3 separate regions of the Homo sapiens genome follow, and regions 1 and 3 are each linked to region 2. Evidence: read pairs that join two places in POLR2A ChIA-PET (ENCODE). Cell type or tissue: MCF 10A. All regions are shown on one strand. Links, peaks and the distances in the headings refer to the core of each region. The heading gives the core; the rest is flanking DNA.

Evidence for each region. ChIA-PET counts read pairs that join two places held together with the same protein. Peaks named below come from ENCODE experiments on the same cell type or tissue, not always from the same donor. Only the 100,000 strongest peaks of a DNase experiment are listed, where the experiment ranks them.
Region 1: POLR2A ChIA-PET joins it to region 2 with 13 read pairs; 28 of 35 experiments call an interaction of 5 or more read pairs at or near these places.
Region 3: POLR2A ChIA-PET joins it to region 2 with 48 read pairs; 25 of 35 experiments call an interaction of 5 or more read pairs at or near these places.

What each region holds. Positions count from the first base shown.
Region 1 is chr14:77,054,768-77,064,949 of GRCh38, reverse strand. It overlaps LINC02288 (long intergenic non-protein coding RNA 2288), which reads right to left. Exons shown (of 4, transcript NR_110554.1): 2 at 5,222-5,412. Among named protein-coding and RNA genes, the nearest start is that of LINC02289, 16 kb to the left of the region's middle. In MCF 10A, for the core only: a CTCF peak has its summit at 5,211 (motif pointing right); a DNase peak (open chromatin) is centred at 5,229.
Region 2 is chr14:76,915,329-76,925,510 of GRCh38, reverse strand. No RefSeq gene overlaps it. Among named protein-coding and RNA genes, the nearest start is that of LINC01629, 39 kb to the left of the region's middle. RefSeq lists silencers at 271-565, 6,388-6,538, 8,031-8,325 and enhancers at 1-860, 861-1,856, 6,917-6,976, 4,157-7,213. In MCF 10A, for the core only: a CTCF peak has its summit at 8,205 (motif pointing right); DNase peaks (open chromatin) are centred at 6,340, 6,890 and 8,210.
Region 3 is chr14:77,036,403-77,046,584 of GRCh38, reverse strand. LINC02288 (long intergenic non-protein coding RNA 2288) reads right to left here and starts at 5,536. Exons shown (of 4, transcript NR_110554.1): 1 at 5,308-5,536. RefSeq lists enhancers at 1,518-2,028, 5,834-5,923, 1,575-6,057, 5,333-6,064 and a silencer at 6,174-6,363. In MCF 10A, for the core only: no CTCF peak of the experiment used is centred there; DNase peaks (open chromatin) are centred at 1,594, 3,024, 4,154 and 6,074.

The DNA.
Region 1 (10,182 bases), core at 1,407-9,406, 140 kb before region 2:
GGGATGGCAGAAAGGGGCAAGCATGGCTCTGCCTCCTGCCTCTGTGCCTGGTGCAGGCTCCACTGTGGTGTGGGGTCTCTGGCAGTGAGGACTAGGCTACAGCCACCACTCTGGCCTGTGAATCCTAAAGGAGCCAGGGCATGACAGTCCCCACTGCCAACCTAGAGTCCCTCAAACTCTCTATCTAGCCTGGCACTGCCTCCCTCGTCCTGCCAGACCCAGGGCAACAGCTGTGACTCTCCAGGGCTGTGCTCTGAGGGAGGAGCCCTTCCATTCTAGAGATTGCATGGTTGCCAAGCCTACCAAGGGCCCAGCCTTCACTGCCCGGGGAGCCTTTGTTTTCTCCTTCCTTGTTCTAGAAGGAAGAATGGGGGCTAGGGGCACGATCATGTACTATACACCTCTTCTGAGATAGGATCCCAGCTGGTTTCCTGATACTTCAGCCCATTCACATTCCTTAACTGCCCTATAGATGAGGCTCACAGACATGGGAGTGATGGGGTGTGATTTGGCCACACAACCCAAAGATATGGAGCTGAGACCCATACCCAGGTCCTTCCATCCCAGGGGCCACTCATTCCTACAATGCCTCAGTGCAGGCTTGCTGCTCTGCAGGCTCAGAGAGGATGCTTACCCTTTACTCCTGGTGAGCAGAGAACCTAGCCACGGAAGGAAGCCCAAAGAGGGACAAGCTCCTGGGGCTCCTGGGGGCCCCCCAGCCCTCCCTGACCCTCCTCTGCGGGGGCTGCTTCCAGGGGTCTTCCTTGCTTCCCAGTCCTCTGCATGCTTCCCTGACACCTCCACTTATGGAGCTCAGACCCTGCTTGCTGGAGTCAGGTCAGCCGGGCCTTGACCCCGCCCCTCCCCTGCTTGTGGATTTAGGGGCCTTTTTGCTGGCATCACCCTGTCCCAGCCAGACCGGGAGGACCCCTTCTTCTAAGCTCTCAGCCCTTCCTGCCAACATCTTTTAGCCAAGATTCAGCGAATCAGCAAAGTCTGACGGTTAACATGGCTCCCATCCCAGCTCTGTCATCACTAGCCATGTGACCTTGAGAATGTCTCGGAACATCTGTCTCCCAGTTTTGTCATCTATAAAATGGGGATGCTAACAGCGATATTCCTAGAGCTGTTGCAAGCGTCAAACATACACATAATTGGAACAGCTCCCCGCTGTGGTTTGTGCTCTGTATATCTTTACTGTTATTGTTATCTTTTTCTTCCTCTGAGCTCCTTCCACAGGATGGGTTATTCTGCAGATCCATGACTGGAAGGAAATTAGAGTGGGCTGGATGGAAACCAGGCCGTGGGCCTGATGAAACTGCCATATGGTGCTTTGCTCAGAGCTGTATACAAGAAGAACAAGTTCATATGCCAGTTGGGTGGTGGTGGAGATTGGGGAGGGAAGTAACAAGGACAGGGCTTTGCATATGCTCTATTTTTTGCCCCCTACCTTCCCCTAAAGCCCGTGGCCTCCAATCCCCATTGTCTCCCTTTCCTTTGGGTCTCTGGGTCTCTGATCGTCTTGTGAAAAACCCCATGGAGAGGCGGGGCAGCTGGAAAGAGGAGGAAGTGAGATGGATAACCATGCTGTCTAGTGGCTGGATAACCATGCTGTCTAGTGGCTGGCGCCCTGCGTGTGCTCAGCTACTGGCAGGTTCTACTGTGGTGTTTAACAGTAACTGTGAGCAGGCTGGGTGCAGTGGCTCACGCCTGTAATCCCAGCACTTTGGGAGGCCGAGGCGGGTGGATCACGAGGTCAGGAAATCGAGACCATCCTGGCTACCACGATGAAACTCTGTCTCTACTAAAAATACAAAAAATTAGCCGGGCGTAGTGGCAGGTGCCTGTAGTCCCAGCTACTCGGGAGGCTGAGGCAGGAGAACGGCGTGAACCCAGGAGGCGGAGCTTGCAGTGAGCCGAGATGGTGCCACTGCACTCCAGCCTGGGTGACAGAGTGAGACTCCGTCTCACAAAAAAAAAAAAACAAAAAAAAACCAGTAACTGTGGGCAAAGCCAATGTGAGTCTCGCAAGCCAACTGTGGTTTGTCTTTATTTCTTTCTCTCTACAAGAGACCCTTAAAAAGAAAGTCATTCTTGATACAAAGCACTGGGAACCCTCACAGTTGGCCCTAAAAACAACCAATAGCTCCTTATCTGGCACATGTATATCTCTTTGTTTTCCCCCGCTGTGTTGCCCCTGAAAATACCATGTCTGTCCTGCTCGCCACTGAGTCCTGATGCACCAAGCATGAACTAACGATTGATCTGCACTTGTAGACAGGGTGATGGAGAAGGGATCTGCAAACTTGGGAGCTTTACCAGAGAGCTAACACCTGTGAAAGGGCCTCATACAGTGTCTAGCACATAGTAGGTACCCCATAAATGCCACTTGACTCTGAGTCTGGGGGGCTGTTTGGTTGTCACCAATTTTGATGTATTTCTGGGCTAACATGTCCAGCAAGCAGGTGTGACCACACCCAGCCTGTTCAGGCTTAGCCAAAGAACTAGCAGCCAGTCCTTCCTGTGCAATGAGCCCAGCTCCAGCAGCTCACGTTGACTCCACCCAACCAGCTCTCTCAGCGGGTGATACCTGCCTTCTGCTGCGCAGGGTCTTTAATGCAATGTGTCTGTTTCAGGGTTGCCTCCTGAGGAGGGTAGAAGCCACCTCTAGCAACCCTCTGCTCAGCAGATAATGTCCCTTGCTAGCACCGATCCAAGGGGAAACAGGACCCACAGGCCCTTTGCAAAGGCTTCTTGAGGATAAGGAGGTGTTTCCCTCTGGGGTTCCTCTCTCGGCATTGAGGACTAAGGCATTTTCACAGCAACAGAATTCACTGTCTGACTAGTGCTTCCTGGAAGTCAAAACATGGTCAAGATCAGGTGACCAGGGGCCTCTAGAAGCCTTTGTCATAGTCATCTCCATGCTTTTACGTAACTTGGCCAGCCTGGACACACAGGTGACCTGCTACTCCTTGAGGGTTCTTAGGGCAGAGGAACCTCTGGCCAGGCCTCCTGGTGACTGGAAATGATGCGTGCTGAACTGCTGAGCATGCCTGCAAGGCCAGTGTAAACCACCATCCAGCCCCACCCCCACTCCCGCCCCACCTGCAGGCCCCCCTTGGGTACTCTAATGTGCCTGCGCCTGCCCACCTCGGGGCCTTTGTTACACAAAGACTTGCAAGCAGTGGTTCTGAAACTCGAACATGCATCGGAAGCCCCTGGTACGCTCATTCACGGATTCTGGGCCTCTTCCGCAGAGTTCCCAATTCAGTGGGTCTGGGGTGGGGCCTGACAGTTTGCCTTTCTTACAAATTTCTTTGCTGAAGTGGCTCACACCTGTAATCCCAGCACTTTGGGAAGCTGAAGCAGGAGAATTGCTTGAGCCCAGGAGTTTCAGACCAGCCTGGAAAACATGACAACACCTGTCTCTACAAAAAATAAAAAAATTAGGCCAGGCGTGGTGGCTCACACCAGTAATCCCAGCACTTTGGGAGGCTGAGGTGGGTGGATCACCTGAGGTCAGAAGTTCAAGACCAGCCTGGTCAACATGGTGAAACCCCGTCTCTACTAAATATACAAAAATTAGCCGGGTGTGGTGGCTGGAGCCTGTAGTGCCAGCTACTCAGGAGGCTGAGGCAGGAGAATTGCTTGAACCCGGGAGGCAGAGGTTGCAGTGAGCCGAGATCATGCCATTGTGCCCTAGCCTGGGGCAACAAGAGTGAAACTTCGTTCCAAAAAAAAAAAAAAAAAAAATTAGCTGGGTGTGGTGGTGTGCACCTGTAGTCCCAACTACTTGGGAGGTGGGAGGATCACTTGAGCCCAGGAGGTTGCAGTGAGCTATGTTTGCACCACTGCACTCCAACCTGGAAAACAAAGTGAGACCCTGTCTCTAAAAAAAAAAAATTTAAACCAGATTCCTTGGTGATTCTTATGCTGCTAGGCCAGGGGCCACATTATGAGAACCACCAGTATAAGCTATTTCTTCATTTGTCACTTCCTCGGGGAACCCTTCCTTGACCTCACCAAACAGATGAGGTTCTCGTACTAGGTGCTTTCATGGGATCCAATACTTCTCCTTCATGTCACTTATCACATTTTGCATTTACTATAAATTTATAAAAATGTTAAATTGATGTCAGTCTCCCTCTTAAGCCTATGTCTGTTTTACATACCTTTGTCTCCCTGGTACCTAGTATGGCGCCTTGTACATAGTAGATGCTCAACAAATCACTGCTGTATGAATGAATGAATGAGTGAGTGAATGAGTGAATACATGCAAAAGACATTCAGAGGCTTTCCTATGGTCACTATCAGCTCAGGCAACCCTGAGCACTAGGAGAGCATGGCTACTGGAACCAGATTCTCTGGGTTCAAATCCAGTTGGTTATTACTAGCTGTGTGACCTTGAATTGGCTACTTAATCTCTCCACGTGTCACCATTCTTGTCTGCAAAATGGTAATGTTACTAGTACCTGTGAGTAGTTCATAGGGTTGTACGAGGATTAAATGAGCTAATTTGTCTAGAGGGCTTCCTTTTCTGCCTACCACATGTGAAATACTATCCAAGGTGATGGCTTAATTGTTACCAAAGTGCCTGGCACGGAGGCCCCGCTTGCTTTATTTTAATAAGACCCTGGGCCAGGAACGGTGGATCACACCTGTAAGCCCAGTATTTTGGGAGACTGAGGCAGGTGGATCACCTGAGGTGAGGAGTTTGAGACTAGCCTGGCCAACATGGAGAAACCCCGTCTCTACTAAAAATACAAAAATTAGCTGGGCGTGGTGGTGCATGCCTGTAGTCCCAGCTACTTGGGAGGCTGAGGGAGGAGAATTGCATGAATGCAGGAGGCGGAAGTTGCAGTGAGCCGAGATCGCGCCACTGCACTCCAGCCTGGGCGAAAGAGCAAGGGTCTGTCTCAAAACAAAACAAAACGAAACAAAACAAAAAAACAAAGGCTCTGTCTAGGGATCAGCTTCTGGAGCATTTCCTCTGGTCGACTTGGGCAAGACCTAGACACAAGGAAGTAGCCCAGATTTGGGTTTGGATGAACTTTCCCAGAGTGCTCCATCCCCACCTACCAGGCCTCCATGATGGTCACACACAGTGCATGTTGGGCGGTGGAGGGCCTGGCTCCCGCTCCTCCAGCTGCTCCCCACGTGGATGGAGCTGGTGTTTCTGGCCTTCCCTTACCACCACCGGCCTGGTTTGGAGCTGACTCACCGCCAGGAGGGGGTGGTGATTAGTATGCAGGGCGAGTACTGGGAGGAAAGCTGTCTCCACGCAACAACTCTTGATGTGTTTCTCTGATTAATGTGGCAGAGAGAACATTGCAGCTTTTTCCTGAATGGTCGCCACGTGGAGCCGGAGTCATTAGCATTGTGTCTCCTGCTTGCCATGACCCGCTGACCAACCTAAGTAGATAAAAATGAAAATGGCCAAGACAGCTGCAAGGCTCAGAAACAAACTGCCTGGTGGCTTTGCAGCCATGGGAGAGTCTTTTATGTGGAAGGTTTCTGGAACAGCCCTGCCTTCTCCATCCTTTCACACGCCTCCAAAGCCATCCCTAAAGTTTTTGCTTCTGTATCTGCTGGTTCCTAGGGAGGTCAGAATTCCTTTCTCAGGAGTGGAGCCCAAGTGGGGGCACCTGTATTAAAACCTCCCCCAAGGGTGTGTGCTCCAAGCCAAAAGAGTGTGGGAGGAGGGGACAGGGGCTTTAGGGGGAGGGATCAGATTGGGCAAAGGACAGGAGATAAGGGAGCCAGGACAAGGAGGGGTCTGTGATGGATCAACCAGGCTAGGGCAAAAGAGGGCACGAGAAGACCTGAACTGAGAGCAACAGGGAGTTCGTTGTGCAGGCTGGACAGGAGGATAGATTGGGGGCCCAGTCTGGAAGTGGGGAGAACCATGAGGAAGCCGTTTTCATAATCCAGCAGGGAGTACACCTGCACATTCCTCAGTACGCTTCCTCCCCACCCCGGGGAGCTCTGTGCATCTATGTGCAATCTCTGGAGGCTAAAAGCTTGTGTTGCTCAAGGAAACTGACACAACCAGTGGCGACCTGACAGCTTCCCGAGGATAGGAGTGATGGTCGGGGTGCTCCTTCTATAGCTCTGCTTCCTCCTGGGCTCTTTGGGCTTGGACCCGTGTGGCCATGTTGCCCTGAATTATTGCTTTTGGATGTTTTTTTTTTTTCTAATTTGCCATATTCCTTCTCTGGTTCTCAGTTTCCCCATCCATGCAATGAGGGTGGGTCAATGGTGCCTGAGCTTGCTGGGAAGCAGGATAAGACACAAAGGCAGCACCAGACATCAGGAAGCTAGAGTTCAAGCCGGCACCACTCCCCCGCATTGTGCCTCTGCCACCGACCCCACACCACCATCCCCACTCTATTTGGGTGGTGGTCTTCAAGACAGCCCCACGGCTTCCCCTTGCCAGAAAGCAGGCTTCTGCATTTGGCCTGAGCTGGAAGGGAATGAGCAATGGTGCTAATTGTGAAGCCGACAGGAGAGGCTGGGGGTAGGCAGCCGAGAGAGAAATCATCTTGTGATACGCCAATTACTGATCAGCTGGGACATAATTGCGGGCCTGCCATCCCGGCTGCTGGAGGTACCAGGCCTCCCTCACGTTAATCAATGATAATCCAGAATTACGACCCTTAATGATTTGCAAAGACACTTATGCACACACGCACACATGCTCTCATACGAACACAAGTAATTGATAATCAACCATGTAATCTGAGGCAATAATTCTGTCTGGGATAGATGACAGGCTCCACCTTGTCAGCAGAACAGAGCCCAAATCACAGCAGACCCCTGCAATGGGTGGAAGATTCTCCGGGGGAGGGGGCTTCTTTCCTCCTCCAGTGTAGGTATTGAAGGGACCTCCGATTGTCTCTAGGCCGTGGTATATGGTGGTTTTTGTTTCCTATTTTTATTTATCTATATTTTCTGAATTTTGTACGTTATTATTAGCAGCATTTAAAAACATCATTGGCCAGGCATGGTGGCTCATGCCTGTAATCCCAACACTTTGGGAGGCTGAGGTGGGCAGATCACGTGAGTCCAGGAGTTTGAGATCAGCCTGGGCAATAGAGTGAAACACCATCTCTACAAAAAATTAGCCAGACATGGTGGCACATGCCTGTGGTCCCGGCTACTCATGAGGCTGAGGTGGGAGGATCACTTGAGCCCAAAAGGAGGAGGATGCAGTGAGCCATGATCACAGCACTGCACTCCAGCCCGGGCAAGGAAGTGAGACCCTGTCTCCATAAAAGATAATAAAAAATAAAATGCATATATACTGAAGTAAAAATTATATAACTACTACATGCACAAAAAGACATCTACAAGGATTTCAAGACAGCATTTTAGTAATAGCCAAAAACTGAAAACAACCTAAAGGTTCGTCAAGAGGGAAATGGTTAATGGTGTTCCATTTCTACCATAGAATACTATGCAAGAGTTAAAAAGAATGAGGCTGGCCGGGCGCGGTGGCTCATGCCTGTAATCCCAGCACTTTGGGAGGCCGAGGAGGGCGGATCACGAGGTCAGGAGATCAAGACCATCCTGGCTAACACGGTGAAACCCCGTCTCTACTAAAAATACAAAAATTAGCCGGGCGTGGTGGCATGCACCTGTAGTCCCAGCTGCTGGGGAGGCTAAGGCAGAAGAATGGCGTGAACCCGGGAGGCGGAGATTGCAGTGGGCAGAGATCGCGCCACTGCACTCCAGCCTGGGTGACAGAGCAAGACTCTGTCTCCAAAAAAAAAAAACAAGAATGAGGCAGACCTTCGTGTACTGAGAAAGGGCACAGAGTGCAAGAGGGCCATTCTCTGGGTCACAGAGGATCCTGCTTGCCTCACCCTGCTCCTGACCCTGCCAGGATATATGGATAGGTGAAAGAAGCAAGTCAAAGAACAACAAAGCCTGGGCAACATAGGGAGACCCCATCTCTACTAAATAAATAAATACATAAATAAGCCTGGTGCTATGGAGCACACCTGTGGTCTCAGCTACTCGGGCTGAGGCAGGAGGACTGTGTAAGCCCAGGAGATCGAAGCCGCAGTGAGCTGTCATCGTGCCACTGCGCTCCAGCCTGGGCAACAGAGTGAGACCCTGTCTCACAAAAAATTAAATTAAATTAAAAACAAAAATAAAGGCCGGGCATGGTGGCTCACGCCTGTAATCCCAGCACTTTGGGAGGCTGAGGGAGGTGGATCACCTGAGGTGGAGAGTTTGAGACCAGCCTGGCCAACATGGTAAAATCCTATCTCTACTAAAACTATAAAAATTAGCTGGGTGTGGTGGCGGGCACCTGTAATCCCAGCTACTCGGGAGGCTGAGGCAGGAAAATCACTTGAACCCAGGAGGCGGATGTTGCAGTGAGCCAAGATCGTGCCACTGCACTCCAGCCTAGGTGATAAAGCAAGATTCTGTCTCAAAAAAACAAAACAAACAAATAAAAACATCATTGCCATTGCTATATTGGATTGGGCAAAGGATGGGAGAAGAGGGAGCCAGAGCAAGGAGTGCTTGTGATGGAGCAGCCAGGCTGCAAAACATCATTGCCATTGAATCTGGGCTGATCTGGTGTCTTGCTTGGGGCAGTAGAAGTGGTGGAAGTGACACTGTCCCAACTTCAGGGCTAGTCCCTAAGTCTGGCAGCTTCTGCTTTCATTCCCTTGGATGAAATATAATTCCCAGCTGCCATGTAATTAATCCAGTTGACCTGAAACCACCATGCTGACCACGTGGAGAGGCCATGCAGAGGAGCGCTGAGGTGCCAGGCCTGTAAGTGACGCCTTCTTGGCCCTTCCCTCCCAGTCCAGCTGCCAGCTGAATGCAGCTGAGTGACCCCAGCTGACACCACATGGAGCAGAAGAACCACCCAGCCAAGCCCTGCCCAAATTCCTGACTCACAAAATCATGAGAAATAATAAATTGCTGTTTTAAGCCACTAATTTTTATTTACTTTTTCCTTTTTTATTTTTTATTTATTTATTTTTTTTTGAGATGGAGTCTTGCTCTGTCTTCCAGGCTAGAGTGCAGTGGCGCAATCTTGGCTCACTGCAACCTCCACTTCCCAGGTTCAAGTGATTTTCCTACCTCAGCCCCAAGAAGCTGGGACTAGAGGCCCTGCCACCACATCTGGCTAATTTTTGTATTTTTAGTAGAGATGGGGTTTCACCATATTAGCCAGGCTGGTCTTGAACTCCTGACCTCAGGTGATCCGCCCGCCTCGGCCTCCCAAAGTGCTGGGATTGTAGGCGTGAGCCACTGTGCCTGGCCTTAAGCCACTAATTTTTGAAAGTCAATTGTTATGATCTTGTTCTGATACACACAAGATCAGGAAGCGTGACAGGCCTCAATTTCCTGATCTGTAAAATGAGAGTTAAATGAGATCATGCATCTAAAACCCCATGCCTGGGGCCTGGCACCTTGCCTGTGCTTCACTGAGAATCTATGATTCTCAGCCAAACAATGCCACGATTCTGTACCCATGCTCTGCCCTGACTGAGTGATGGCCACGCAGACCGTGTTGTTCCAGGTCCTCAGATGAACAGCCATCATTCTCCTCTAATGGAAATGGCCTGTCACCATGGCAGCACCCTGGCTAAGAGCAGTGGCTTCTAAACCAGATAAGCATGGATGTAAGCCCTTCTCTGTCGGTTTCTAGCTTTGTGACCTTAGGCAAGTTATTGACTGTCTCTGAGTCTTGGTTTCTTCACCTGAAAAGAGAAGAAGTCAGCCAACCTCCCTCTCCAGGAAATCTACCCTGATTAGCCTCTCCCCACCATATTTCTCTAAATAGAGCTTTGTCATGGCTTGTTTACAAGACAGGTATTAGTTTCAAAACTTTAAGAAAAGGGATGAAATTAACTATATTGGTTGGAAAAGGGGATTGGGGGACCCCTGACCATAATTTATTAATAATAGAGCCCAACACCTCCTGCCTCTTCCCATCGCCTCTCTCCTTGTTCCCACTAGGACAGCCTCTCTGACCATGCTTCAGTATCTTTGAGTTTGCCATTTCTTCTGCCTGGAACCCTCTTCTACCAAATAGCTTCATAGCTCACTCTCTCATCTCCTTTTGGTCTTTATTTAAATGTTACTTTTTCAATGAGACGTTCCCTGACCACCCCATTTAAAATCCCCCACTCATTTTGGGGCACCCTCTTT
Region 2 (10,182 bases), core at 1,497-9,496:
ATTACAGGCGTGAGCCACCGTGCCCGCCCCCATTTCTTTTTTTTAATCACAAGGCTTTCTGAACTGCGGGGTTCTATGCAGTAGAGCTGGGCCTGGACCAGACGGGAGGCCAAGGGTGGACGCCATCCGAGTGTCCTCCGATTTCACTAGAAGAGTCTCTGCTTTTATCTCTTTTATATGCTTTTTTTTCCCTTTCATAAAGCACTTTCCTGAATGTCATCTCATTTGCTTCTCTCATCACCCGTGAGAGGAGATGTCCCCATCCCTTTTGTGAGGATGAAGACACAGCCTCAGAAAGGTTAAGTTCCATGCCCGAGGTCACAGAGCTCCCAATCAGCCAGAACAAGAATCCCAACCCCAGTTCCGGGTGCCGACCCCATTTCACAGGTGGGGGAGACTAGACACGCCCAAAGGTGTGCTTCCCGGGCAGGCAGGATCGTCCCTGGCCTCTCCGAGAAGAGCCCAGAGTTGCAAGGAGACCCTGCCCCACGACAGTGACACAGACTGGCCCAGGTCAAGGGCACATCTGGGGGCAGTGATCTGGCAGCCTCTTTGTCCTGGAGCTCCACCTACTCTTTCCCTAGGGCTTTGTGCAGCCTCAGCTGAGAGCCCTGGAGATGAGGGTGAAGGGAGGGCGGCAGCCACAGGGAGCTGGGCGGGTGGGACTCTGCCAGGGCAACGGGGGGTGGGCAGCAGAGAGGGCGGGCTCCAGCTTGACTCTGCCCTCACCTCTGGGAGGCTGGTGCCTCTTGTCAGCTGCCCTTCCCTCCCCCCATCCCCCAGCCTCTAAGGCAGCGACCACGTGGGTGAGTTGCCATGGAAACTGTGGAGTTCTATTTGAAAGCAATACACGGTGTAATGTGAGATGGCTTGTTGGGGGGTGATGGGGGATGTGATAGGCAGGTGGGGCATCTACACCTGTTTGGCTAAAGTCCTCCCAGCTCATCTCTTTCCACCAAAAACTGTTTGGGGGCCAGGCCACCTTCTTTCCCACAAGATACTCGCCTCCCACAGTCCCACCGCCAACCACCCACTTTCCCCAACCCCGTTTGTAATCTCAGGCAAGAATCCCTAAGCACTGTCCTGACTACCCCCCACCCCAGAGAAGAAGCCATTATCCCTGTGACATAACACTAGGCGGCAAGAAACCAAGGAGGTCATTTTTGCCATACAAGGGACAGGACGGAGCTGCAGGGATTATCTGGATTACAGGGCACCTGTGTGGGAAGGGGGTGGGCAGCACTGGGGGTCCCACTGCTGCAGAGATGAACACGTGAACCCCCTTCTCCCCCTCCCCACCGAGGTTTAACAGCAAGGCCGGCCAGAGTCCGAGGGCTCGCAGGAAGCAGGAAGGCGGAGTCTAAGGAGAGACGGGCTTGCCATGGCCTCAGAATTTCCCTGAGACCCACACCCAGTCCCTTGCTGGTCCTGGCTCACGCCTGGTTTAGGCCCTGCTCTTGGTCTTGCCTGCTGTCACTTTTGCTGTGTCCTCCACTCCCAGTCCCACCCCCAGTCCAAGCGATAGCAGAAGAGTTCTGAATTTTCTCCTCCATTTGGCTGTGTGACTTGGGGTAAATTGCCTAGCCTTTCTGAACTTCACCAGCTTATTCCGTGAAACAGGGACAGGGAAAAAAAAAAAACCTGCCTCATAGAGTTGCTGGGGGATTAAATGAAACAATGTATTCAAAGTGCTTAGCATAGCGCCTGGTGTCAACAAAAATAGAAGTATGATTACTATTATTATCCATCCTTCAACACTCAGAACAAACCCCATCTCCTGCAAGAAGCCTTCCTTTCTCTGAGGGAGGAACTAGGGCTCAGGCGCAGCTGCTGTGTGCCAAGAACTTCGATGCGTTTTCTTACTGCGTCTTCACAACAGCCCCAGGAGGGCGGTGCTGTTTTCATTATCCCCATTTTACAGAGGTGGACACGGCGGCGCAGCGAGCGTCTTGCTCAAGGTTGTTGGCTAGTAAGAAGCAGGTTCAAGGTTCAAACTCAGCCTGTCTGGTTTTAAAGCTGTGTTTTTTCTACCATGATGTGCACCTCATAGATGGTACAAATCCTCCCCCAGCCATTTTCCTTCCAGTTCAAAGCAGGTCATCATTGCTTCTGATTTCTTTCTTGCCTTCTTTTTGCCTTGATTCCCTGCACCAGGGCAAAGAATAAGGAGGTAAGCCGAATGCTCAGGGAGGGTCAGGAACTCAGACATCTCCTGGCTTACTGGAAGCTTATGCAGCAGGGAGCTGGAAGCCAAGCTCGGGTGTTTGTGAGAAGCAGGTGACCCAGGTGGGGAAAGGGTTCCAGGTGCTGGTTGAGGTGGGTTGGACGAGGTGGGCTGGACTCCAACAAACTCTCCCCAAGCCCACTCTGATTTTCTGCTTAGCTCTGGCCTTGGTCTCTAGACCCCAACTTCCCAGACCAGGCCTGGTGAGGGCTTGATGGATGATCTTGACCTGGTTTTGCTTTTTGGGGGGCTTGAACTGTCTCCTTTAAGGAAGAAGAGAGAGATTGAGGGAGAGAGAGTGAGAAGGTTGGGGGAGAAAGGAGAAATAGGAGGGAAGAAGGAGGAGGGAGGAAATGGAGAAGGGGAGGGAAAGACAGCCGGATGGAGAGGGGAGGACAGGGAGGAGGGGAGGGAAGCCAGCCCTGTGTGGTTGTGAGCTCCGAGGCAGAAGAAAGGATGAGAAAGCAAGAAATCAGCTTCAAGGGAAGGACGAAGGGGGAGGGAGCCGACGTTGGTGGGAGAGTGCGAGAAAGAGGAGGAGGGCGAGAGAAAGAGAGCGAGAGAAGGAGAGCGAGCTGGGGGAAGGGAGATGAGAGGGTGGGGAGAGGCCTGGGGAGAGAGAGGAGAACAAAGGCAGAGATTGAGCGCTGCTTTCTCCCGCCACACGCAGAGGCCTCAGTGGGCTCTGAGGGGCTGAATGAACCTGGAGCCAGTCATGACTCAGCCTTGGGGCTCTCCTGCCCCACAGACAAATCCTTTCTGGCTCAGCAGTTTCTACTCTATCGAGTGGGGGGTACCATCCTCCACTGTCCATCCTCCGCTGTCCTCCATCATCCTCCACTGTCCATCCTCTACCATCCTCCACCCTCCATCCTCCACCATCCTCCACTCTCCATCCTCCACCCTCCACCATCCTCCACTCTCCATCCTCCACCCTCCACCTTCCACCCTCCATCCTCCATCCTCCATCCTTCATCCTCCACCCTCCATCCTCCACCATCCTCCACCCTCCATCCTCCACCGTCCTCCACCCTCCATCCTCCACCATCCTCCACCCTTCATCCTCCACTGTCCTCCACCGTCCATCTTCCATCGCCCTCTGCCATTCATCCTCCACCACCCTCTGACATCCATCCTCCACCGTCCTCTACTGTCCACTCCTTTCCTGGGAGGGAGTCTTCCCTGAGGCCCTGATAAAAGCCCCGTCCCCACCTCCCAGGACTTTGTGGCTGGTACCTGCCCTGAGTTCTTCCAGTTGCACTGTCCTGGATAACCCTTCTGGAACCTTCCAAAGAGGCAGAAACTGGTCGCTGTGCTGGAGGAGTGAGGAGTGGGTGTGCATGCAGCCTGAACAATCTCCTTGTCCCCCAGCTGCTGAAGCCTGTCACCTTTCTAAGGAGTTAGTGCCCAGGAACCAGCTTTTCCTTAATAAAAGAACTCAAATGTATTGAGAGCTTAGCAGGAGCTCAGCAAGTTTTATGTTGTATCTCATTTAATCCTTCACAGCAACCCTAATAGGTCATGGCATTCCAGTTTCCAGAAGCATAAATGAGAGTTAAGGAGGTTTGGTTATTTGCCCAAGCTAACATAGCTAATAGGAGGAGGAACGCTGGTGTCTAGCTCTCATCTCCCAGGGCCAGAGGTCGTGGTCCTCCTGGGGTTTGAACCCAAGGCAAGGGCTGAGGCAGGAGAGTATGGGATTAGCTAATGGCTTATGATGGCTTGGGCAAGTCTTGGAAGTCTCTGTACCTCAATTTCCCCATCCAGCATCTCAGTTGCTGTAGGAATGGTGGGAGGGAGAGGTGACCCGAGGAGTCAGGACACAAGGTCAGTAAGGCAGCGTTTGAGGGTGGTGTCTTTTTGCAGGGAAGAAGGCCCCAGGTACCTGGGAAGAAAGCTCTGAAATGGTGTTCCCCTGCCAGCAGCCTTATCAGCATCTTCTGGGAAGACCAGATGGATGGTAATAAGGCCCCGTTTTCATGGGGCTTCCAAGAACCTTTCTCCAAAGCACTTTCATATATGGGTAAACACACACACATGCACACACACACACACACACACACACACGCCATTCTTATCGTTAAAGCCACTTCCCATGCATGTAAAGTCCACCTGACTTCATTTTATATGGCTGGGCTCCCCAGCTGGAGAAGGCCAAGGTCACATAGTTAGCAACAGGGAGAGCAGATACCACCCGGATGCATAGGTAGTGACAAAGTTTCTGTCCTCAAAGCACCTTGTGAGCTCTCAGGGAATCAGTAGGCACACAGCACCCACTCCACACCGGGCCGCAGCCTACCCTCCCCCACCCCCACGGTACCTGGGGGTCATCCTGAAGACCGTATGCATTGCCATGGACTCCCCGGGCACCACCCTGCAGCCTGCCCATGCCCCTCTCCAGCCTGAGCTGCTTCCCTCCCAGCCCAGAGCCCTGGTGAATTCCCCCGTCACCTTCCATCAGGGTTCATGTTAGAGCTCCAGTTTGGAAAAGGACTTCCCCCTCCTCCTCCCCCAACCCCCTGCCCAGATGGCAGTTCCCCTTCCCCAGGGACCAGTGATGCAGCAGCTCGTGTAGCCTGCAGTTGCCATGGTGATAGCCCTCCTTTGGCTTTCCATGGGGTGGGGGATGACAGGGAGGGTGTGAGTGTGGTGAGTGTGTCCCATTTTCCGCTCCAGGTGAGGAGAGCTTATGGAGTGGAATCCTACCCTCCTCGAGTGGGGTCTGCTCCTCCTCCCAGCTGGGACCCAGCCAGCTCAGTGGCATCGCAGCAGCTGGGAAGACTGGAAGACAGACAGGGACACTGGACTGAAGAAAGATGTCCCAGAAGGAGCACTGGAGGTGGGGGGTGGACATGGCCATTGGCACAGTTGCCAAAGGATGGAGGCCGGAACCTGGGGTGGGAGCCAAGGCATCGGGGAGCTGGGAGGAGGGACAGGCTGGAGCCTCAGAGCCTCGGAAGAGACCCGGAAAGGGTGGGCCCCTTATTTCTGCCATCCACCCAAGGAGTCTCCCACTGCGCTTCCCCAGTCAAGAGAAGGCCCCTCTGCTCTTCCAACATGATCTGTAATTTCCGGCAGACATTTGAGGCCCCTGACATCTGCATAATGTGGGCCAGTCTCTTAGCAACGGGGAACAGCTGTCTGGCATTTCCAAGATTAAACTGTAACTATACGCGGTCCTTGCCAGGGGGAGGGGGTGGGGGAAGGGGATAAACACTGCCTCCTGGCATTTTCAAACTCATTTAGCTTTTATTCATTTCCTGCCTCCAGTAAAGAGGCCAGGGATTCGGGCTGGGCTGTTACTGCCCCTGCCACCGCCGCCTGCCACGCCGCTGCCACCACCTCCGCTGCTGAGGTTGCAGATGGCTCTTCCCCCAGATCTGTTTGCATGCGGGTGGGGGAGAGATAGGAGACAGCACTCGCTCTTTTTTTGTTGTTTTTATTTTATTTTATTTTTTGTAAGTGCTGCGATCCTGGCATACTGTGTAGCTGCAGCCCAGGAAGAAAAGCCAGTGTGGCCCATCAGTTAAAGCCTCCAAGTCAGCTCGAAGCTGGATTAATTCCATCAAGCTCCGTGGCTAAAAGCTAGCTGCGTGACCTTGTGCCAAATTCCTTCACCTGCCCACACCTTCACCTCCCTGTCTGTATAAGGACATAATTCTACCCTGAGGTGGCTCTGAAGACTGTGTATGCACTCAGGCAATGGATTCATGATTAATAATTGTGGTTCTCTGCTCCTTTGGTCACCTTCCAGCCGCCATCCTCTGCTAGTGACCTCGGGCTCTGCTACTGGGGCAGAGAGACACAGGCCATTTCTCTGGGAGCTGCCACCTTGAACTCCGGTTCCCTGGGGCCCCAGGCGATGACATTTTTGCCCTGCAGTACTTAACCAGGGCTCAGCAAGCCCTAGCAGGGCCCTCTCTGTGGCTGGCCAGAGGTGTCCTCATCCCCTGGCCTGCTTGGGCCAGGCAGCTCCTGTTTCCCAATTGCTCTGCCAGCTCCTGCCACTTGGCTACAGCGCCTGAACTCGTGAACACGGTGTTTTGGTTTTGCAGCAAGAAGGAAAAATAAAAGGGCGGGTGTGGGGCCCGGACAGGAGGGTGAGAGGGAGAGAGAGGAGGAGGGAAAAACCCTCCAGCCGCCTGTGCTGGCCAGTTCCAGGAATGTGTTCTCGGACATCAGTGCCAAAGCAGTGACCCAGGCGTGGCGGCCAGGCCGGGTCTGGAGGCCTTCCCAGGAGAAGGGAGAGGCCGGCTCAGGCTCCAGGGCTGAGGCTGCCTCGCCTCCCGCCTCCCCCACGACGCCTCTGCTGACTCATCGCTGCCCCAGCTGGCAGGAGCCTTTTCTGGGGATGGCTGTTGCTAAGATTCCTTGGAGATGACTGATTGCTTCTCCTTGAGCTTTGTGAAAACATGTTTGTAGACTGCACGCAAACACACGCATGCACTCCTGGGGGCTTACACGCCTGGCCTGGACACCTGTGCATGCACGTTTATGTGTCCAAATGTGTGTGCACATGGAAGACCAGAACATGCTTCCTGTTCCCATCACCTCCGAGCGCACGTGTATGGACCAGTACACTCCCTACTCCACCCAAAAAGGGGCTGAGACACGCCAGGCTTTCCTGGCAGTAGGGGAAGCTGCCACTGTACGGGCCGCTCTCATCTGAAGGAGTTTCAGGTTGCCTTGAAACATTCTTGGCCTCTGTCCCTCCTGCCTTCTCTGGGTTTTTGGTTTGCTTCATTCTGCTGTAATGATCTAATCTTCCCTTCTCCCCAGGCCTGCCAGGTTTTTGATGTCTGGTGTTTCAGGCACTCAACTGGGAGCTGCTTGAGATCAGGCTGCCTGGCTTGGAAATGACTTGCCAAAGAGGCTCCAGGGAGTCTCAGTGCCTCTGTATCCCCCCCTCCCGCCAGGGGAGGGAGGGGACCAGCAATAGCATTCATGGAGGGGAAGTGCTGGGCCTTTCTCTGGGCTCTGCTGTTGAATGACGTGGGGGATGTTTGTTCCTCCTCTGTGCCCAGCTGAGCCTTGGCTGGGGTGAGGGTGAGGGTGCTCGGTGCTTAGCCTGCAGCCCTGGATGCCCGGCCTCCGGGGCCTTGTAGCCAGAGCTGTGTGTGACCTTGGTCACATTGGGCTCTTATTGCCTTGGTTTCCCCACCTGCTGGGCTGAAATTGGACTCCTTGCCGAGTCTTCCAGGGTTTTAATATGACAGGGCTTGGCAGGCACTTGGGCACCAGGCAAGGTTGTTTGTCACGGGTTCTTGAAGGGGTGGAGGGACAGGCAGGCCCCGTGCCAGCATGGAGCCAACACTCTTCTCTCACTAGCTCTGCTAGGCTCAGGCTCAAGTGTGGCTTCTTTAAATGGACCAACCCTGGGGGCCAGATCCCAGGAGCGCTCTCTGCTGTGATTCTGCAACTGTTGCTAGGAAAGGCTCTATACCTGGCCTCATGGGATGAGCTGTGGCCAGCCTGAATTCAGTGGGGTTGGCAAAGCTCACAGCTGCCACAAGAAAAATATCCCTCTGTGCTCAGGTCCTCATCCTAAATGAGGACAAGGCTGGCTTCAGAATTCCCGCTGCTTTTAACAGGCAATGATATGGGTGGGAACAGGGGTTGGGGGTTGGGAGGTAGAGTGGAAATTAAGAGAGTAAAGCAAATGACAAAAATAAAAGTAAGTGGCACAAAAAAATAGCTCTTTGTGGGAATGTCAGCAGCCTAATGCAAGCTCCCCAAGGCAGGAACGCTCTACTGGATGCATTATTTTGGATAGCACCACAAGAGTCTGGCAAATCGTAAACAGTCTCAAGGCGGGAGAGAACACAGCACTGTGTCCCACGGACACCAGCCTCACCACTCACGACGCATCAGCCTCTTGCCCAAGGCTCCCAGCCCACCCATGCCCCTTGCTCCAGCCTCAGGACAAAGCAGGACACCAAGCAATTTGCCCGCAGTCCTTGTTTTCACCAGGAGGTGGCAAGAACTTCCATATGAACTGCCTGCTGGTCAGGTTTGGGAATTACAAAGTCAGTCAGTAACCACAAAGCCTGTGAGATGGGAATCTCCAAAGGATGGGCTCTGGGCCCTAGCAGAGGTCTCTGAGCTGAAGTGGGCTTGCTGGGATCCACTGGTGAGGATGCAAGCAGAGAATGATCATAAGGACACATCTTTGTTGAGCTTTTAGTGCGTGCCAGGCACCTTGCTAAGTTGTTGCATGTATCCATCCATTGGATTCTTACAACCACCCTCTGAAGGAGGAAGTACCATGACCTGTATTTTCCACGTGGGAAAACTGAGGTGCAGCGATGTTAAGAAGGAGCTGGTCAGTAGAAATTTGTCTCCAGGCTGGGCGTGGTGGCTCATGCCTGTAATCCTAGCACTTTGGGAGGCCGAGGCGGGGGGATCACGAGGTCAGGAGTTTGAGACCAGCCTGGCCAATACAGTGGAACCCTGTCTCTACTAAAAATACAAAAAATTAGCTGGGCGTGGTGGCAGGTGCCTGTAATCCCAGCTGCTTGGGAGGCTGAGGCAGGAGAATCGCTTGAAGCCGGGAGGCGGAGGTTGCAGTGAGTTGAGATTGCACCACTGCACACCAGCTCGGGCGACAGTGCGAGACTCCATCTCAAAAAAAAAAAAAAGAAAAAGAAAAAGAAATTTGTCTCCAGAGCCTAACCCTTAGACACTTCCCATCATTGCTCCCTGATGATCATCATGCACGCAGTCATGGCACCAGGTGCCACCATCTTCTCCAGCGCTGCCACAGGCGGAGGAGAAACCTAAGTTCCCGTGCCGATATTCCATTTCCACGGCGCTTCTGCCTGTGACCTCTGGGAACTCACATATCAGCCAAGACAAGCCTCGTGGCAAATTTTATTAAGGTGTTCTCTCACTGAGTGACCAGAGCATGTGATTCAACCCCTTGGACCTTATCTTCTCCCTTTCTGTACAATAAGAGGCCTGTGGGGCCCCTCAGTTCCTTTGCTTTTCTGACATGCAACAATCTTAAGAAACAGCTTTCTTCAGTTCCTTTCCTTTTCTGACATGCAACACTCCTAAGAAACGGCTCTCTTCCAGGACTCCCAAGCACATTAAAGATGCAACCGATTTGCCTGGTCACAAGCACATGTGCACACACGTGAGATTCTGCGCCTATGGGTGCAAAATCCTGAACAGAGTCACACAGATGCACTATGGAACTGGGCAGGGCTTCCAACAGACTTGCATTTTTATTGTTTTTGTTTTTTTTTTTCTTTTGAGACGGAGTCTCCCTCTGTTGCCCAGGCTGGAGTGCAGTGGCACGATCTTGGCTCACTGCAAGCTCCACCTCCTGTGTTCACGCCATTCTCCTGCCTCAGCGTCCCAAGTAGCTGGGATTACAGGTGCCCGCCACCGCGTCCTGCTAATTTTTTGTATTTTTAGTAGAGACGGGGTTTCACCGTGGTCTTGATCTGCTGACCTCGTGATCTGCTCGCACTGGCCTCCCAAAGTGCTGGGATTACAGGCGTGAGCCACCGCGCCTGGCCAGGATTTTTTTTTAAAACGGAGTCTCACTCTGTCGCCCAGGCTGGAGTGCAATGGCATGATCTCGGCTCACTGCAACCTCCGCCTCCCGGGTTCAAGCGATTCTCTTGCCTCAGCCTCCCAAGTAGCTGGGACAACAGGTGTGCACCACCACGCCTGGCTAATTTTTGTATTTTTAGTAGAGACGGGGTTTCACCATGCTCGCCAGGCTGGTCTTGAACTCCTGATCTCAAATGATTCGCCTGCCTTGGCCTCCCAAAGTGTGGGGATTACAGGCGTAAGCCACCGCGCCCAGCCCACCAGGATGTTTTGTAGCGTGTCCCTCATATTGCCTGGCACAGTGCAGCCCCTAATAGGTGATCAATTTGTATTTGTGCATTGGTGGCTAGTGGAGAGCAGGTGAGTTAGGCTAACAGAATTGTTTGGTTACATGCATC
Region 3 (10,182 bases), core at 1,315-9,314, 120 kb before region 2:
CTGCCAGAACCACGACAGTGCTGCTGGTAACAGTCTTCAAACTAACGGGGCGAGGAGAGCTGGGAGCTGTGTCCTCTAGTTTCTATCACCACAACCCTCTGATTGTTTCACCTCTCCTGAGGTTCTCCTGGCCACAGTGGGTGCAGCAGCCCTACCATTGCAGAGTGGCTGGCAGCTCTGCCCTCGCCCAGGGCATTCTCCTTAAGGAGCAACTTCTGTCTCCTTTGCCCGTGAACCAACCTGAATGAAGTGTATTTCCAGGAAATATAAGCTGCCTTTGCTTTCAAGAGTCACATCTGGCCAGGTGCAATGGCTCACGCCTGTAATCCCAGTACTTTGGGAGACCAAGGTGAGCAGATCACCTGAGGTCAGAAGTTTGAGACCAGCCTGGCCCAATGGTGAAACCCCATCTTTACTAAAAATACAAAAATTAGCCAGGCATGGTGGCGTGCGCCTGTAATCCCAACTACTCGGGAGGCTGAAACAGGAGTATCACTTAAGCCCAGGAGGTGGAGATTGCAGTGAGCCAGATCATGCCACTGCACTCCAGCTTGGGCGACAGAGCAACACCCTGTTTCAAAAAAAAAAAAAAAAGCCACATCTATCAGTGATGGGTCCTGCAGGTCCCCCTTGCTCTTGTACCTCATCTATGCACACCTCCCCAGTAGCTTTCTGGTTTTGTGTATAGACAGATGTTTCTGATATATGCGTGCATGCAGTTCTGTGTGTGTTTTCTGGGCTCAAAAGCATCTGCGCTGGCACAGGCTGAAGGCTGGCACCACCCTTGGCAGCAATAGCCCAAGGACACTTTTTTGTCCATTGCATTCCATGTCTGGGTGGGGCCCCTGCCTGCTGGGTAAGTATTGACTCCCTGCACTTTTCCATCTATATCTTGGAGTGTTCTTTTGGCAGAAACTACAAGTGCTGCTAACTTGAGAGTCCAAACCCCAGCACCCAGCTGTTCTCAGCATATCTCCCTGAGATGGGGTGCTTGGGCTCACGGACTGACATCATGGCAGCTGCCATAATAAAACACTGAAGGGGTGGGGAACAGGCAGGCTCACTAAGCCACACCTTGCTTTCAGAACTTTTGGATGTCCACAGATCTTTTTAGCACTGTCTGCCCTCTTTTGTGGCTGCATTCTTGCACAAGACCTGGTTGCCCCTAGCTTCGTCTCTCTGAAAAACATGTTCAGCTCCCTCCAGAGAAAACTCAGAAACTCCTATGCATTTTCCTGGAATCATTCTATAGCTCCAGCCTGGGAAAGCTTCCAAAAGTTTCCTGAACCAAAGATAATAATAATAAAAGAGGTGAGGGAGGGGAGAATCGTGGGCACACAATTCTGTTGATTAATGTGCAAGGGAACAGACTAGGATTGTAGGGAAAGGAAAAAGAAAGGCTTTTCCAGGTCAGTTTAAACATTTGTGTTGTCTTCTTTAAAGGCAATTTCAAAATAGTTGGCCTCCCCAAAGCGATTTTTTGGAATCTACCCAGAGGGCAGAAAATGAACCCTTCCTTCCCCCATCTGGAAAGTCTTCACACCAGTGGCCCCACTCATTCCTGAGCTCTGGCTTTAGAAGGACTTTCCCAACCTTCCAAGATTCCCTGCCCTCCCTCACCCGCTGACCTATAGGGAGTTATGTTTGCTCCACCCCAAGCAGCTGCATTCCAGCTGTGGAGCTATTATGAAACATTTAGGAATCCTCTGGCTAGAAAGGTAAATGAGGAATATGCCCTAATGACAGCTGAAGGCTGGCTAAAATCTGTAAACAGAGAAGCAGCAAGGAACAAATGCTTGACAGAGGATTCCCTTTACAATTCTATTGTGCAGAAGAGTCAGCTGTTAACTTACAGAAGACCTTCTAGATGGTCTCACAGATAAAAGTGCTGATCAGCTTGACCCCCTACTGTGAATCGCAAGAAATGAAATTCAAACCTATTTGTGAAGATTCAAAAATATTTTCACTTACTCATGATCTCTCATCTTTTTAATTAAAGCACAACATCTTGCTCAAAACAAGCCTTTGAAACAACAAAATAAACAGAACCTTAATTTAGGGATTTGCCAACTGATCTTGACTACTGCTGGCAGGTTATAGCAGCCAGTTAGAAGCAGAACATGGGGTTCCCTGCCCTTCCGAAGATGGTGTCTGCCTGAGGACTCAGAAAAGAGGGGGGCCACAGAGACCCATGAGGATCCTTGAAATACACAGAAGTTGGCCAGACAGGGCAGGGCTGAGCAAATGGCTTTTTAGGCAGCTGAGGCCCTCTGCAGCTGTCAGAACAACTGCCACCAAGCTCTCCTGGTTGAGGTTGCAGCAAGTGCTGCAGTGTTGACCTTATCTTCCGAGACTGCGTTGTGGACACTCAGGTTAACGGCAGTCCACCTTACTATCTAGTTCTAGAACAGTCAGCGGCACCTGCCTAGCTACACGCTGTCTCACCCAAACCATTTCATTTCCTGGGTCTTGCGATTCTGGACTTTTCCACTAGCAACAACTGCCATCCAGCCAGACAGCAACAATGAACCACCACAGGTATGCTTTGAGAATCCAGTATCCAGGGTGGGGAACTCCATATAATCCTCCATTCACGCATGGTGCTAAAAGCAGATATGGAGAATTAGTAGAAGAGGTGCCCTGTGTCCCAGGGGGCCGCCCAGCCACAGTGAAAGCATCTCTCTCTCCCCACTTCTTCCTGCTCCAGTCGTTCTACCTCAAACACTCCCTACAGAGCACCTTTTAACACCTCTGGAGCCACCACTGCCACGTCACCCCTCACCCCCACCCACTGGCCTAACCACCCAATTCTCAGCCAGGTCTTTTGCAGAGCACAGCCTCCATGGTTGCCATGGAGGGTTTCTCCCCCCAGCAGTACCCCTTGGGGCTTTGAGACCCTATAAGGAAAGCACCAGGAAACCCCAAAACATTCTCCCTCCTGAAAACAATGGTTCCCAGTGTCTATGCCAGACACACTCACACCACCCAAAATAGACTCATTGTCCTCTTGCACAACATCCAGGAATTTGGTGAAACTCATCATTTTTCAGGTTACCGATAATGCAAGTTTGGAAACTGAAACAGGAAGGAACACAGGCTGAAAAGCTTTTATCCAGCCCACAGCATTTCTCTCTCCAGATGCAAGATAGTTTTTTTTTTTTTTTTCCCAGCAGTACTTTGGTGGGGTTAAAATTAGCTGGCAGCATTCTGGTCACATGCTAGACAACAAAACAAAAGGGAGTTGTTCCCCCTGCCGCTCCTGAACTGGCCCACGACAGAGTTTCCTAATCCATGGATTTCTGGGAAGCTGGCTCTCCGGGCCCTGGTATGGAGGGGCTACACCAAGGACTCCCCTCCGGTTATCATCCCTGCTATAATGGGGCGACACAGACGAGGTCAAGGCTGTTTGGAATCTTGGAGCTTGCCTCGATCTGGAAAGGCACTCAAGGGTCCAAAATGGCTTTTGTAAATCTTCTCACCAAAGCCAACAAAGAAGCAAACACTACAAAAACACTGAGAGAGAGAAGGGTAACATCTGACACATGAACATGGGCATCCATTGACTTGTGGGGTGGTGGCTGCTCTTGGCATGATTAAAAAAAAAATAGCCGGGTGTGGTGGCTCATGCCTGTAATCCCAGAAACTTTGGGAAGCTGAGGAGGGCAGATCGCCTGAGGTCAGGAGTTCGAGACCAGCCCGGCCAACATGGCAAAACCCTGTCTCTACTAAAAATACAAAAAAAGTAGCCAGGCATGATAGCACGTGCCTGTAATCCCAGCTACTCGGGAGGCTGAGGCAAGAGAATTGCTTGAACCCGGGAGGCGGAGGTTGCAGTGAGCTGAGACTGCCCCACTGCACTCCAGCCTGGGCGACAGAGGAAGACACCGCCTCAAAAAACAAAACAAAACAAAAATAAATAAATATAATACATCTGGGCTAGAGGTGGCGAACATTTAGGATAGATTCTGTATCTCTTGACCTTGATGACAGGGACATGTCAGGGTCTGCTTTGTTCATCCAGCTTAAAACTGTCACCAGAAGCCCTGGATAAAAATGCAGCCTCTGATTCACACACGGTCAGGAAACATGCCTTGTGCTCAGTACAGAAACATGTCCGTCAACCTGGGAAAGGAATCACCACCACGAAATATGCTTTTGGCTTGCCAAAGCTTAGCAGCTGTGAGAGCCAAAAACCCAGCTGCCTGGACTGTCTGGGGAAGTTGGCGGGAGGGAGGGGGGGTTGCTTTCTGAATCACCTGATTTCTGCCTCTAACTCTAGTTTAATTCCAAGTCGAAACCTATCTTGAAATGTCTCAAGAGCCTACTGCTCCTAAAAATTGTAGGTTTTAGCTAACCCTTCAGCTCTGTGCCTGCTGGCAAGGTGAAGCAGATGGCGTTTGTTGATTATTTATTTGGAAGGGGCTACTTTGGAATCAGGAAATTCCAGCGAGACAGAGTGCATCGCCTTGGCCAGAGCTGCCGTGACAATCACGAGCAGACACCCAGAGACAGTCAAGTTCAAAGAAATTGCAGCTAAGCCCCAGGAACTTGGGGCATTTTCAGTCTTTCTCGTCTCCTGGCCTCCATGTTCACCATGCACTTAGGAAGAAATGTTTCGTTCAGTTCAACATTCTGTGGTCTTCAAGTGTTTGAATACAAGGGCCCACATTCAAGGTCCCGCTTTGTCAAAAGGGCTTCACGAAGCTAACAGGCCTCTGACTTGTGTTTCATCCTGAAGCCCCTCATTATACAGACAGATCAAAACAGAAATCCCCCCTGCCTTAATGCCCAGCACATAAAGTCCTCTTTAATTAACATACACCATTTTTCAGTGAAACAGCCTCAAGGTGTTAAAAGTGCATAAAGGTCTGAAAGCTGAAGCCCAAGATAAACAGTGTGCCGAAATATATTTAGCAGAAAATATTGAAAGCCACAGGAAAAATAAGTTCCCTTCCTGGGATGTTAACGAATGTTTAGGTTCAGGAAACCTTCAGGAAGTAGCGAGCCGAGAAGGAATACTGCTCACCGTTTTTACCCCCAATGTAAATAAATCACTAAACCTCTTTGGTTTCCATAGGCCTGGGCTGGAGTGGAATATTTCATTTTTTCCCCATTAAACAGGCCACCCGGAGTGTTGGCATTACAGGCCTGAAAATATACCAAATCTGAATGTGCTATTTTGTTTCTGTACATTAAATCAGACTGTGTTTCAAACGGCAGTTCGTGCTAAATGGGGGGCTGATGATCCAGACTGTGCACCCTCACACACCTGAAATTGGCGCAGCGTAAATGATAGATCTGTTTCACCTTGGATCTCCCCGTGTCTTGTCTCCTACAGGAACACACCCTCTGTCGTTGTTGCCCAAGGTGATGTCATGTTCATTCTAAAGGCCGCGGTTCCAAGGGGACTACACCACAAGAAGATGCCTTCAGAAAGACCCAGATTTCCTGCGGTCTCAGGTAGGCGGCAGGGAGCAAGAGAACAAGGAAAGGACCCGCCACCACTCTCCCCAAGATGGATGCTGCATGATGTAAGTGGCTGGCTAAAATATCTGGCATCCTTGCAGTTTTAAGTTGCCAGCTAAATATTATTAAAAAGATAAAATACACGCAAACTGTGCAGAATGCAGGGCTGCTGTGTTTACATCCGGGTTTTGATGACTCAAAGACTTACACTTGAGCTTGCTGAAAAGCCTCTATTAAAAATACCGCTTTGTGAAAGCCCCCAGGGAGCAGGAAGAAAGCTGGGGGTGTGAAAGAGGAGAGCGGGAGGATGGTGACCCACCCAAGGACGGCGCTGACACCTGTGCTCCGGGCTGGCACTTAAGGCCAAGGAAGTGCTTAGAGGTTAACCTCCTCTCACCCTCGGAACCAGAGCGGGGAGGGTTAACCTTTTTCCAGAACATTTATTTCACCATCTCACTGACTAGAGGGAGGAGGGGCGGGAGGGGGAGAACGAGAGCCTGCCGCGCAGAGAGGCTGCGGATCACAAGGCCATTCTGATAGCCTCCTGTCCCCATGGCAACTGCAACGGCATTTATCAGTTCCTTCTGCGCACAGGCACAGCAAATCTGCATTGCACATGGCAGGCTTCCAGCATTTCAAATGAAAGAGCACTTTGAACGGCTGCCAAGTTTGGAAGGAGCAGAACTGTCAGGGCTGCTTAAAGCTGGCAGTTTATACTGGGGAGGTTTTCGCTTCCCACAATTCTCCGGGCCTGGCGAGCCGCCAAGTACTTAGCGGAAGCTAAAAAGTAACTCGCTCCCCTCCCTCCCCTCCCCTCCCCCTGCTCACGCTCCCCCTCCACACTATTCACCGCAGTGCTCTCAAAATTTTCCACATGTCCTGTGTCACCAGTGCAGACTGTACAATGAAAACCAGAACGCCGGCTGCCCACGACCAGGCTTTTATTAATAAATAACGGAGGGAGGAGGAGGAGGGGTTGGGATCAGACACTGACAGCTGGGGCACCGGGTCTCCGCGTACCTGCCAAAACCCCATAACCACTGGGTGTGAATGCGTGTGGTGTGTGTGCCTTTCAGCCTTAAAAATACATTAATAAAAATAAAAATAAAGGGAGCCTCAGAGCTGTAGACACCCTGAGTACCAGGGGAGGAGGGGTGGGTTTCGGTTGGATGGTTTGGCGCTTTATTTAGGGTGGGAATGGAGGTCTTGCAGGCAGCGTTGTTCAGATCCAGCCTTTCTAAGATCTGTAGGGAAGAGGGTTGTTATTGAGAGCTAAGCCTGTTTCTGGAGCTTTCCTTGAATCTCTCAGATGTCATGGTGAAAGCTGTGAGGCCACAGATGGGGAGGGAGTTCGGAGATGCTTTTCAATGCAAAGTTTACCAGATAACTTCTGACCGTCACGCACAGCCCAGAGCACAAGGGCTTCTATGGGCAGAAAGTGGAAATTGGCATAGTATTCACTGTACTTTTTTTTTTTTTTTAATGAAAATCTACACTGAGATCAAGGGCTTGGGCTTTATTTTCCAGCACAAATAGAATGAAAATTGTCTGCCGCTTAGGCGGTTGGATAGAGTTCAGGAAAACTATGTCTGGCATTAATTCCAAAGTGGAGGTTTTGGTTCAAACGAGGCCCATTAATTTCAGTAAACTGTTTTCACTAGTCCAGACCCTGCTGTGCAAGGACTATTTATTACCTTTTGCTAACCTGATGTCTGCAGAGTTGTAAAGCAAAGGGGGAAAAATCCAGGGTGAAGATATCTATATTTTGCATCAAATGGGTTTTGCACTTCCCTTGGGGGGCCGTGTTTTATGGGGAGTTTTCTATCCTTGGCTTTTATCAGTGCCAATTTTTTAAAAAAAAACTCCATCTTGCAATGAATTAGAAAAAAAAAAATCCTGAAGGAGAGGAGCCTGGTGAGAGCAAATACCCATCTCCTGCCTCTTTCAGAAGGGCACCTCCCAGACACAGGGATGTTTCGTGTCCCTGTCTTCAGCTCCCAGGCTGCAGGTCCACTGCAAAGCCCTGACATGATTCACCCTGACGATCGGGTCTAAAATACACCAAGACAGTCAATTTTGGCATTTGTTCTCCCTTAGGAATTTTACTAGCTGCCGTAGAAAAGCACATAAATTCCTTCCCCCTCCCTCTCTTTTTTCCGTGCCTCCTCTCTTCATCCCTCCCCCCCCACAAGTCCATCTTGATGTCATTTCAAAGAGAAGGATGAAAAGGGGGGATTTGTCAGGCAGTCCGGTTTGAGTGTGTCTTGCCAGGCCCCAACGCGCGCTCGAGGGCGCGCGCGCGCACACACACACACACACACACACACACGCACGCACCAGCTGAGAATGTTAATCAGAATTAAAAGCCAGTCAGTACTATTAAAGCATCAAACATGAAGACCTAGAGAAGAAGGAAGGTAATTGGGGGTGGGGGTAGAGGGAGTGGGAATGAAGTAGAATTCCGTCTTCTGCACTGACTTACTAAAATTAAAGGAGGGGAGAGGCAGCGGTAACCCCGATTTGGTCACCTTGTCAAATGTATTGGTCTTTCCTTTTAACTATCCCCCCACCCCACATCTCCCCACCTTCCTACCCCCTACGCCTCACCCCTTCCCAACACAGTCAAGTTTTGTGCCATTCCCAAGTGTGATTAATCTCTGGCAGAGGCCAGAAACAGGAGTAGGTTTCTTGGCTGCCCGTTCTGATAAACAATCTGTTCTTGGGGAGAGTAGGTGAAGGGGACTGGCGGGGGAAGTGGGGGCGGTAATCTGCGGGCATGATGTGGGGTGGGGGTAGGAGAAGGAGGAAGAGGAGGGGGCAGCCTCCAGGCCGGCCCCAGCTAACCCTAGTAGAGGCCGCCCCCCCACCCGCCGGAAAATGCAAGTGCCCCTCCTTGGGGCGCGTGGTCTGGGGGTGAGTCAGGTTTCCTGCCCTTAAAAATGTGAGCAGACAGTATATGCTTTCTTGCTTGTCACTTCACAACGTCCAGGGAACGTCGGAGGGACATCAAGGGCCCAGGGAGAGGGAAGGAAGAGGAGGGGAGGAGAGAGGAGCCCGCGCATCCCTAGGCTTTGAACCCATTTCAAACGCTCTGGGCGTTGCAAACCAGGTGCGCTTGTGCACAGACTGCTTGTCCCAAAAGGAAACCGAGGCAACCACGGGGGAGGCTGGGTAGGGATGGTGGTGGTAAGAAGTATTTTAAAGCGGAACAAGGAAAGCCAGAAGATGTTTAAAACAAAAGGAGAGACTATTGTTCAGCGTCGGAGGTCGCTGGGATGGAAGCTGTAGGCAAGAAAGCTGGCTGCGGATTTTGCAGTGGGTTTATTGTGTGGGCAACCAGGCAGAAAGCGGGAATATGAAAAAGTGGGGAGGGGGAGAGTTGGCGTGAAGGAAAATCAGTGCCTAGAAAGCTGTGCACGCTGAAAATGTCACCAAGGAGAGGGCAGTGGCACCGAATAAAAGATGAATAATCGGCTACCTTTTGGAAAAAGCAATGTAAAAATATTAATAAAGGCGAGAAGCCCGCTTCTTCTCAGCCTGAAAAGCAAATCCATTTCTCACCTCCTGCCTCTCCTCCCCATCCCAACACACACAAAACACACACATACACACAGCTCTTCTCTGCCCTGCATCCAAGAAGCCTCGGCTAGGCTCGCTTTCCTTTGGATTTAATTACTCGAAAATGCTGAACAAAAACCTGTAATTACACCCTTAGTCCCTGCCACTCAGGCCCAGTACACTTCCTGCCTAGTTTTGTTTTTTAAAGAAGAGGTCATTGCCTCTTTTCTTTCCAAATTGGCCAAAACAAAAAAAAAAAGTAAAAGCCCTAAATAAATCCAACTGCTCCGAGCTTCACTGCCACCACCAGGGATTTGGGGAGGGGATATCCTTGTCTCTCTAGGAGAGATGAGAAACAAACAGCCTAACCTTGCTATTGTCTTTCTCCAGCTTTTAGGCCTAAAGCTTGTCATTGCTTGTTTGTCTGCCAGCCCAGAAGGACATGGACATGCTAGATTGGCCCCCCAGGAGGAGGCCCTCCAAGGGCAAGATGAAGAGAGTGGACAGGGCTTAGCGGCAGGCCTGGCTTTCCACCCATTTTACCTCGAAGGGCTTAGCGCTGGAAAAAAGATTTGTCACAGTGTCTCGCCTTTCTACAGCCCTAGGCATTAACATACAGAATTTCATAGCAAACCCCTGAAGTAGGGAGAACAGGTTTTAATATCAACCTTTGACAGGTGAAGAAATGGAGTCCCAGAGAGAATAAATAGATTGCTCTAAGTCAGTCATGTGGCTGGTGGGAGTATTGAAAAAGCTCTGCCTCTTATGACTTTTGGGCTATTGCATCAGGAAAGTAGGACACCTAGGAGGAAATGGAAGCTTCTAGATTCTGGGCTACAGCCAGTCTGGCTTGGTTCATCCAGCACTGAGATAGAAAGTGTTCCCTAAATAAATAGTTGAATAACTGAATGAATGGTAAATGGAAGGGCACTGGTTAGGGAGTTGGGGAACAGAAACCCACCAGGCCATCTGGTAGCCAAGTTTCAGCTTCGAAACAAAATGTAAGTACTGAGAATAGTTTCACACCAGGAACCTATCAAGCTTACTCTTCTGTGTACGGCCAGAGAGGGGAGTTCAGGTTAAAGTATGGTGGTCCTCTACATGTGTTGGAGGGGTCACTTTGTTTCCGGGCTTTCTTGCTCCAGTGATGCCTAGGCC